Regions from separate parts of the Homo sapiens genome. Here region 1 is linked to region 2. A link is an interaction called in ENCODE POLR2A ChIA-PET data of the cell type or tissue named here. Cell type or tissue: MCF 10A. All regions are shown on one strand.

Region 1 (5,000 bases), 210 kb after region 2:
ATCCCTTTTCCATAAAATGAGGCTGATAATATGAATAGTTGAATCTAATTTTGGTTCAGAGGTACAAAAGGCCATCCAAAAAATATAAAACCAAAAGAGGTGTAGCCTGAGAGACATCAGTGCTAACTTTTCTCATCTGCATTTCTCTTGGAAAGATAAAGACGCCACTAATTAATATAGAGATGTTGGGATTTGATGAAGGTATATAACATCCACATGGAAGTCAAACTGGGGATGGGAGGAAGGGAGAGCTATTAGAATAAAAACAGATAATTATGCATGGACACCTGTGGAGTTGGCCATGGAATGGCTGATGGGTTGGGGCAACTCATAGAGGGCTTGGTATGTCCCAAATATACACCCTAAAAGGCCCACGATGCTAATCATGATGTCCTTGGCAATGGTGACACAGCTCATGTCCTCAGAGTAAAAGATGACGATCTCCAGGAGGGCTGGGATGATGAGAGCCAGGGCGCTGCTGCTCACGGAGCCTACCAGGGAGATGACCAAGTCCAGGCGGGGGATGAGGATGGCTGAGACACCTGCAATGAAAGGAGATATTTAGAATCACTGAATGTGCTCAGAAACAAGCCATTGCTTTGGAGCCCTAGAATTTCACAGACACCTGAGAGACCACTTTGGAGAGGTGGGAGGGAGCCTACTGCAGGCTTGGGGAGGTCAGGCAACTCCCACCCCTGTCTTAACTAGTAATATAGATGCTCTCCTTTTATATTTTATCTACTGGATTTTTTTTTACATATAATCTTTATTGGAAGGGCTCTTCTACCACTTACCTGTTAATAACCTCCCCACTGTAGAGATGGGGAAATCTAGAGCTCTAGAAGGAACAGGACTTGTTCAAGGTCACACAGAGCTGAGATGAGAATTCACTGGGATGCCCCATCTAAGGTCCTTTTCACTCTACTATGCTGCCTCTCATGTGTAAGAAAGAACTTGATACACAGTAGATGCTCAATAAGTGCTTGACTCTTGCCCAGGCTCAGAACCAACATTTGTAGTATCTATATAATATAGCCTTTGTCTAGAAGCAAGGATGGATAAAAAAATGGGAGATGCTTCTGCTGCTGTCCGAATATCAGCCACTTATTTTTCTATTCTTAATAGGATCTTAGTAATGAAGCAGGCCATAAAACACAAAGACAGCATTAAGCTATCCAACCCCCATCCTTCTCTTCTCTTCACACTCCTAAAATTCCATCTCTTATACACATGATGAGCATATAGTATCACAGATTTTCCAAGGGAGTCCAATTTCAATAATGTTTGAATGAGTAAATATATAATTTATATGATTTAATTTTATGCAAATTTATTATTTTAAAACAATTATTACATTGATGTATACTATGTGTATGTAGTTTGGGGGTACATGTGATAATTCAATATGTTTATATAATTAGTAAAGATCAAATCAGTGTACTTGGGATATCCATTACTTAAAATATTCCAATCATATGATTTTCCTATGAACAAAATAGAGAAAGCCTGTTCTGGAAAGCATCCATACAAGCTTGCTGGATCTTTAAAAAAATCACCTCTTTCTGAAATTGCTCTGACACATCCAGTCCAAGCATAAGAGAGACTCATAGACTCTCATGGCTAGGAGTGCATTCTCCTTCGATGGGAGGTCCCTGTCCACAGCTTTCCTTCATCCAATGTTTAATAAGCCGCTTATAGAGAAAACTCAGCATCAGTCTTCCAGGAAAGCTCACAACGAGGAGGCAGAGAAGATACATGCAAGAAAAGCTATAATTCAAGGTGGAATGGAGAAAGGCCTTACGCTCCATTCTGGTCATGCCAGTCCTCTGCTCAGTGCCTTTCCATGGCTCTGCATGGCCCAAACTCCTCAGCACAATGACCCTTAGGACTTGGCCCTGACAAAGCTCTGACCTCATCTCTCAGCACTCTCCACTTCTCCAAAGGGGCCATAGGCAATACTTGCCTCAGGTCTGTGCACAGTCTGTTCCCTTCCCGTGGTACATTCTTCACTCCTCCGTCTATTTGCTACTTATTTAGGTCTTCACTGAAGTGTCACTCCACTGGAGAGGACTCCCTGGCTCGGCCAGGCTGAGTTATAGGACCCCCTTATGTGTAGAGTGTGTCTTCTACTTACGATCTTAACCATCATATGGTGCATTATCATGTCCCATCTTAACAATCATTGCAATGCACTGTAATTATTTCCTTGCATATATTTGCCACTCAACTGTAGGTCCTGTGAAGGCAGAAGCTACATCTTCTTCATTATTCATCATTGTATCCCTTGTGTCTAGCACAATGCCAGGTATGTAGTAGGTGCTCAACAAATGATTGTTGAATGAATAAAGGGTAAAGGGTAATAGAATTGATGGATGAATAATGGATGAAGAATGGGACTTTCAGCATATATCAAAAGCAGGACATGTCATTATAAGGTCAACTGTCTCTAGTCATGCATTCCCTGATACTCAGAGGCTCCTCAGTCTTTCTTGTCAACTTACACCCTTCCTAGTAGGAATGATCACAAACAATACTATTTACAGCTTCCTGATGTCTCAGCACAGACTGGGAACTCTAACACCTCAAACCAAGTAGGATTTTGCTGTTTCTGCTCATAGAACGCCTGCCATTTAAAGCTTATTATCTGATAGTATGTTCTGCTGCACAGCTCCAAGCATTGCATAGTTTCTCCTGACCCCGTACGGAAACTTGATTCCTTCAATGACTTTAAATTCTGACTCCTGGAGCCTTGAAGACTAAATTTCTCCCTTCACTTTTACAATAATCCCACAGGTGTTTAAGGATAAATGTGGAAATTTCCTGAGACTTTGCTTCTCCAGGCAAAACATCCCTTGTTGTTTTGCTCATTCCTCATGGGTCATCGTTTGTGATCCTCCGTCTAGACATGTTCCAAAGAAAGAATTCCCCAGCCCTGTTCATGAGGTTTCCCAAACACTACAACAGTGCTCATGAGTGAGTGAATGAATGAATTGAAAGGAACAGGAAGAAAGGAAGGGAGGGAAGAGAGAAGAGTACAGCCAAAAAATGATCTCTGGCTGGGTGCATGGTTCACATCTGTAATCCCAGCACTTTGGGAGGCTGAGGCAGGCAGATCACTTGAGATCAGGATTTTGAGACCAGCTGGCAAACGTGATGAAACCCCGTCTCTACTAAAAATACAAAAATTAGCCGGGCATGGTGGCAGGTGCCTGTAATCCCAGCTACTCAGGAGGCTGAGGCAGGAGAATCTCTTGAACCTGGGAGGCAGAGGTTGCAGTGAGCCGAGATAGCACCACTGCACTCCAGTCTGGGCAACAGAGCGAGACTCTGTCTCAAATAAATAAATAAATAAATAATCTCCAAGACTGACAAATCAGTCCCACTGGGATTTTTCCCTACAGTTAAATCTCACTTTATGATACAGGACTTGTTCATAATTTATGATAAGAAGAAATATGGCACCATGAAAAACAGTTGTTACACAATCTGTGTTCAAATCCCAGCTTTGTCACTTAGTGTGTATGACTCAGGTGTGTTACTTAATTTATCTGGGCCACAGTTCCCTCTAATGGTAATACATTGTTAGGCTATCATCAGTATTGGATAATGTCAGTACGGTGCCTGACATATAGGATTGAATGAATGATACTTCTTCTACAAACCAGCCAGCATCTATTTTCTATGTGTAGGCAGTAGAGACGACTATAACATTTACTGTGTGGTAATTCTGTTAAGCCCTTTTTTTTCACGTGGAAAAATTGAGGTCCAGGGAGGTGAAATATCCCACCCTAGGTCACAAAGAAGGCAAGTGGCAGATCCAATGATGGTGGGGTGGGCGCCAGCGTGGCTCCCTGTCATAGCTTTGGGTAAAGAGTGCCCTTTTATGCTACTCACAGGTTAGACAGACCAAGGCTGAGCGGACAGACAGGTCTACAAACAGTGCCCAGCTCTCTGACACTTGGGAGATGGCAAACGGGATGATGATCTCAGCTGGGACGTGGAACTGGAGGGCATAGGTGAAGAAGATGCCGATAGAGTACATCAGCTTGACTGACTGGTACAACCTGCAGACACATGAATTGGATGTGAAAGGTGATGTGGCTCCCCGGAAGGGCCATTGAGGACTCACTTACTGCTCAGAAGCTGGTATGGGTTGAGTATCCCTAATCCAAAACAAAATCTGAAATGCTTCAAAATCCAAAACACTTCTGGTCCCAAGCATTTTGGATAAGGGTTACTCAATCTGTACTTTTCACTGAATTATAGAACTGGCTAATGTTAGATGATTCAGGCCAGATTGGACATCAGGGCCATCCGGGAAGCTTATTAAAAGTGCTTATTGCTGAAGATTCTGAGTCAGTAGGCCTGCAGCTCAGGAATGTATGCCTCTTCTTTTTTAATTTTTTAAAAGACAATAGCCGGGCGTGGTGGCTCACGCTTGTAATCGCAGCAGTTTGAGAGGCCGAGGCGAGTGGATCACCTGAGGTCAGGAGTTCGACACCAGCCTGACCAATATGGTGAAAGCTCGTCTCTAATAAAAATACAAAAATTAGCTGGGCGTGGTGGCATGCACCTGTAGTCCCAGCTACTCGGGAGGCTGAGACAGGAGAATTGCTTGAACCCAGGAGGTGGAGGTTGCAGTGAGCCGAAATTGCACCACTGCACTCACTCCAGCCTGGGCAACAGAGTGAGACTCCATCTCAAACAAACAAACAAAAAAGACAATATATGCATAGAGTAAAATTCATGGTACAAAAGTCATACAGTGAAAAGCATTCTTCCCACCCTTGATTCCTAGCTTCTAGTTTCCCTTTCCATAGGCAACCATTCAGAGTTTTCTTGTGGCCCTTCTAGAAATGATTGGTGTTTGTACATGCTCATACAGAATGTAGGAACATACATGCATATCCACACACACACATGCATACACATATGCACATACACATGTAGACTCCTCTTTTATTTACCCAATATTTCTTTTCTTTTTCTTTGTTTTTTTT
Region 2 (5,000 bases):
TCAGCATTTGACACACAGCAGGTGCTTAATAAAAGGCTGAGGCAACCCCACAACTGTGCCCAGCTTATCTAAGGGCCAAGGCTTTCCCCATTTGTTCTCTCCTTTAATGGGATTTTAGGCTCTTCCGTCAGCTCAGTAAGCTAGGTTCTGGCCTCCACTTATTCTCTAGTGACCTGCATATCACCATTTAACTGTGGTTAAGCAGGGTGCCTGGACACACCATAGCTAGTGAACATGTAGCTATAAGAAGCCCTTGAACCACGATGCCACACTCACCAACAACTGGGAATCTGAGCCTCATTTCCTCTGCTGTAAAGGGCAATATCCTGCAATTCCACCCAAGGATGAAAGGAAGTGAGATGCCATGATATCACATTGCAGACATAAACAAAAAACTGTCCACATATTTGTGTTATGATGACCTCCAGTCCTCCCCAACCAATTTCCAGGCTGGGGAAACTGCAGCCTCAGGTCCATCCATCAAAGGCCGGGTTGGATTTTTCAGGCAGTGAAACTACTCTGTTCAATACTGTAATGGTGGACACCTGCCATTCCACATTTGTCCAAACCCATAGAACATACACCACCAAGAGGGAACACTGATGTAAACCATGGACTCCGGGTGACAGTGGTGTCAATGTAGATTCATCAACTGTAAAAAATCTACCACTCTGGTGGAGGATGTTGATAATGGGGGAAGCTATGCCTGTTAGGGGTGGGGGGGGCGCAGTATATGTAAAATCTCTGTACCTTCTTCTCAATTTTGCTGTGAACCTAAAACTGCTCTATAAAAAATAAGGTCTTTAATTTAAAAGAGAAAAGGACCAGGCTGGGCTCTCCTGATGGCTGTCAGGTTCACACATGAGTGAGGACACAGCACATACTTGAGACAGTGTGTATTCAAGGACCGCACCCTGGCATCCTCACCAACAAGGAGCCCAGACTTAACTCCTCCATCCTTGCAATCAACTGAGCAACAATGAGGCTGCAGACACAGAGTCTCATATAGTAACAGCTGGGGCGCCAGAACTGTGGGATCTAGTCAAGGTACACTAGGGCGAACATCTTAACCCTCACTAGGCCTCAGTTACCTAAAAAGAGGGAGCTGCAAAAATAGTAATAACATGGGGGGTTGTGCGGGATAATCATTAAGGCCCCTTCCAGTTCTAACATTTCAGGATCTGAAATTTATTAGCACTACTTTCTTTAACCTTCTAACCTTAAGAAGGCTCCAATCCCCAGCTCCAATCCCTTCTAAGGCCCAGGTGGATTTCCCTAACCCATCAGTCCTCCCATAAGAGCTTTCATAGGTGCTATCCCCTCCCCGAGGGCAGTCAGAGACCCTCAGCTGACATCCGCAGCCCTGTGCCAGGTCCTCCCCTCCTGCCTAACTTGTACCAGGCTCTGGCCAAGCCTGATCTGTGTTCCTCAACATGGCACACATCTTCCCATGTCCTTCATCCTCCCCTCCCGAGTCACCCACAAAGAAGGCCCCACTGTCTCCACTCAGCCTCCGAGGCCCAGATTACACACCACCCGCTAAACACCTGAGCCAGAATTCACACTGCAAAAGAGGACTGGAGAGCACCTAACTAAGCTGGAGAGAGGGTGACAGTTCGTTAGGCGCTACCGTATGCCAGGTGCTGGGCCGCATCATGACGCACATGACCTCATTTTCTTCTTGCCACACAGATATGGAAATTATCATCCACACTTTCCAGCAAGGAAACCAGTCGACGCAGCTACATGGATGAGGAAGCAGACTCAGAGAAGTTAAGTCATTTGCCTGAGAATACACAGCTGGTTAGTGGTAGAACAAATAATGCAGCCTCAATCTGTCAGATTCCAACATCAGTGCCCTTTCCACTGCTCTACACTGCCTGGAGAGGCGGCAGGCTGAAGCTCAGAGGTGGGAAACCAGACCTACTTTCCAGTTCTCCAGAACGTGCCCCAAGTTCCTAGCCCCTGCCTTTATATGTCTCTAGCTTTATATGCAACCAGGTGGCAATCTGCCCCACATCACCTGCAGTCAACAGGGTTTAGAATCTCAGGCTGGAAGGGAGCTCAGAGGACATTCCATCCTGTGCTTACCCAGTCCTCTGAGGAGCCCAGGGACTCCAGCTGGCCAACTTTAGCAATCCAGATCTCACCAACTTCCTCCCCAAAACAATTCCTGGGGCAGCCAGCACTGGCTACAGTTAGGCTGCTCCCAGTTCTGTTTCCACTGGCCCTTCTCTCCCCTCTGTGGTCCCCTGGAATAAGGAACAAGATGCCCATCTTCAGCATGACAGCCAGCCCTGAGGACATTTGGAACCTGCAGCCTTCTCTATACTGTTCCACATAGGGACTGCCCCCCCTCCAGTCCCCCACCAACCCTCTACCCCACACTATCTCTAGTTGGTTCTAGCACTGGACCCAACATTCCAGGCATGGTTTGCCTGACCAAATGCAGGCTTTCACCTCCACCCTTTTAGGTAGTATATTCCTATTGAGGGAGCCTGGGTATACATTTGCTTTTCTTACAGCTGAGTCACCTACTGAAGAATGTCCTTTCTCAATGACAACAACCTGCATGTATGCCTAACTGGTGAGAACAAAGTTCTCATGTAGAAACGTGTGCTTGAGGGCTGGGTGCGGTGGCTCATGCCTGTAATTCCAGCACTTTGGGAGGCCGAGGTGGGCGGATCACCTGAGGTCAGGAGTTCGAGATCAGCCTGGCCAACATGGCAAAACCCAGTCTCTACTAAAAATACAAAAATTAGCCAGGTGTGGTGGCGGGTGCCTGTAGTCCCAGCTACTGGGGAGGCTGAGGTAGGAGAATCGCTTGAACTTGGGAGGTGGAGATTGCAGTAAGCCGAGATCACGCCACAGCACTCCAGCCTGGGAGACAGAGTGGGACTCCATCTCAAAAGAAAAAAAAAAAAAAAAAGGGGTGTTTGAGGAGGTGTGAGTTACCTAAGGGGGCAGAAGTAACTGATTGATTCAGTAATACCCTATCTAGGAATCTAGAGATCTTTGCATCAGTACACAGAAGCTGGACAAAAATATGCACTGCCACATGCTTTGTAATAGACATTTTTGCTATTCTTGAATGTCCATCAAGAAGGGACTGGTTAAACAAACCACCATTCATTCGATGGAATACTATACAGCCATCAAAAAGAATGGGGTAGATTGCTTGGCAATGATACAGAAAGATGCCCATAAAATACAAAGCAAAGTGCAGATTTATATGTGTAACAGGATGCTATTTTTTTCAAAAACACATTGTGTGTGTGTGTGTATACATACGGAATCTTAAATGTGCATAGAAAAAGGCCTGGAAGCCCAGTGCTTTGGGAGGCCAAGGTGGGAGGATTGCTTGAGGCCAGGGGTTCAAGACCAGCCTGGGCAAAAAGCAAGAATAGATTCTCTATTAAAAAAAAACTTTTTTACATTAGCAGAGCATGGTGGCACATGCCTGGAGTCCCAGCTACTCGGAAAGTTGAGGTGGGAGGATCACTTGAGCCCAGCAGTTCAGGCTACAGTGAGCTATGATCATGCCACTGAACTCCAGCCTGAGTGACAGACTAATACTCTGTCTCTTAAAAAAAAGAAAAGAAGAAAAGAAAAAAGTCTCAAAGGATACATACCAAACTGCTACTAGTAGACTGCTCTACAGAAGGACCTCGGTAAGGAACTAAAACCAAAAGAAACTTTTATTTTACCTATGCTATTTTAACTCTTTACATGGGAAATCTAGTCCTGTTCTTATACAATTATAAAATTAGTTTTTAAATACAGTAGGGACAGAGGAAGGGGAAAGGAAGGAGAGAGAAGACAACTGTCATTTTTTACATTATATCTTTTGTACTGCTTGAGTTTTGGGGGGTTTTTCCCCAATAATCATGTGCTATTTGGTAATTTTTTTTAAAGGGAAATTTTAAAATATTTTTCTAAAAAATTTAAGTGAGCTGAGTGCAGTGGTGCATGCCTGTAGTCCCAGCTACTCCAGAGACAGACGCAGGAGGATGGCCTGAAACCAGAGTTTATCTAACCCTGTAACTCCCCTGCCTCCAAGAGGTAAGATGCCAATTTTGGGGAATTCCTCTTATACAAAATATGGTGGAAAGAGGGTTTCACAGATTCAAATCCTGGCTATGATCCCTTCTCGAATGACCCTGGGTAGGCCTCACTTTCCTTGTTTCTCCCTATGGAAATGTTATGAGGACCAAGTAGGAACCATAGAGTTCTCTGTAAACCTTAAAATGCTACCCAGACAGGAGCAGTAATGGCTGCCAAGGAGCTAGGAAGGAAAAGGGGCTGGACAGGGGCTGAGGTACTCAGATGAAAGCCAAAGATGCCTTGTGTTAACAACAAAAAGCTGAAAGCTACCTAAAATGAAGAGAAAAATGAATAAATACATTGTGGCAATTTCCTATCAGGAAATACTATACAGCAGTGAAAAAAGAATGAGCCACAGCTGGAGATACGAACATGAATGAATCTGGGTCTCACTCTGTTGCCCAGGCTGGAGTGCAGTGGCATGATCTCAGTTCACTGCAACTTCCACCTCCCAGCCCAAGTCATCCTCCCACCTTAGCCTCTCAAGTAGCTGGAACTACAGGCATGCGCCACCACACCCAGCTAATTTTTGTATTGTTTGCAGAGATGGGTTTTGGCCATGTTGCCCAAGCTGGTCTCAAACTCCTGGGCTCAAGAGATCCACCTGCCTGCTCTGCCTCCCAAAGTGCCAGTAAGGCATGAGTCACCACGCTCAGCCTAAATAACATTTTTAAACATAAAAAAATACTATGTATTATTTAGGGATGCACACATTAAAAAAAAAACTTTAAAGAAATGCAAGAAAAAAACCCCACTAAATTCAGAACACTTGTTTCTTGTTGGTGGCTGATGAAGGAGAAATTTCAACTGATTGGAAATGTGTTATTTCTTAAACCAGATGAGTGAGCATGTAGGTGCCTGCGTGTTACCCTCGGTATCTGAGAGACTCCTTCAAT

The links. Peaks named below come from ENCODE experiments on the same cell type or tissue, not always from the same donor. Only the 100,000 strongest peaks of a DNase experiment are listed, where the experiment ranks them.
Region 1: POLR2A ChIA-PET joins it to region 2 with 5 read pairs; 3 of 35 experiments call an interaction of 5 or more read pairs at or near these places.

What each region holds. Positions count from the first base shown.
Region 1 is chr5:151,277,120-151,282,119 of GRCh38, forward strand. It overlaps SLC36A3 (solute carrier family 36 member 3), which reads right to left. Exons shown (of 10, transcript NM_181774.4): 9 at 3,895-4,064; 10 at 1-542. The coding sequence ends at 274. Among named protein-coding and RNA genes, the nearest start is that of SLC36A3, 24 kb to the right of the region's middle. In MCF 10A, no CTCF peak of the experiment used is centred here; no DNase peak of the experiment used is centred here.
Region 2 is chr5:151,070,315-151,075,314 of GRCh38, forward strand. The region is part of intron 1 of TNIP1 (TNFAIP3 interacting protein 1); the gene reads right to left. Among named protein-coding and RNA genes, the nearest start is that of TNIP1, 8.2 kb to the right of the region's middle. In MCF 10A, no CTCF peak of the experiment used is centred here; a DNase peak (open chromatin) is centred at 2,573.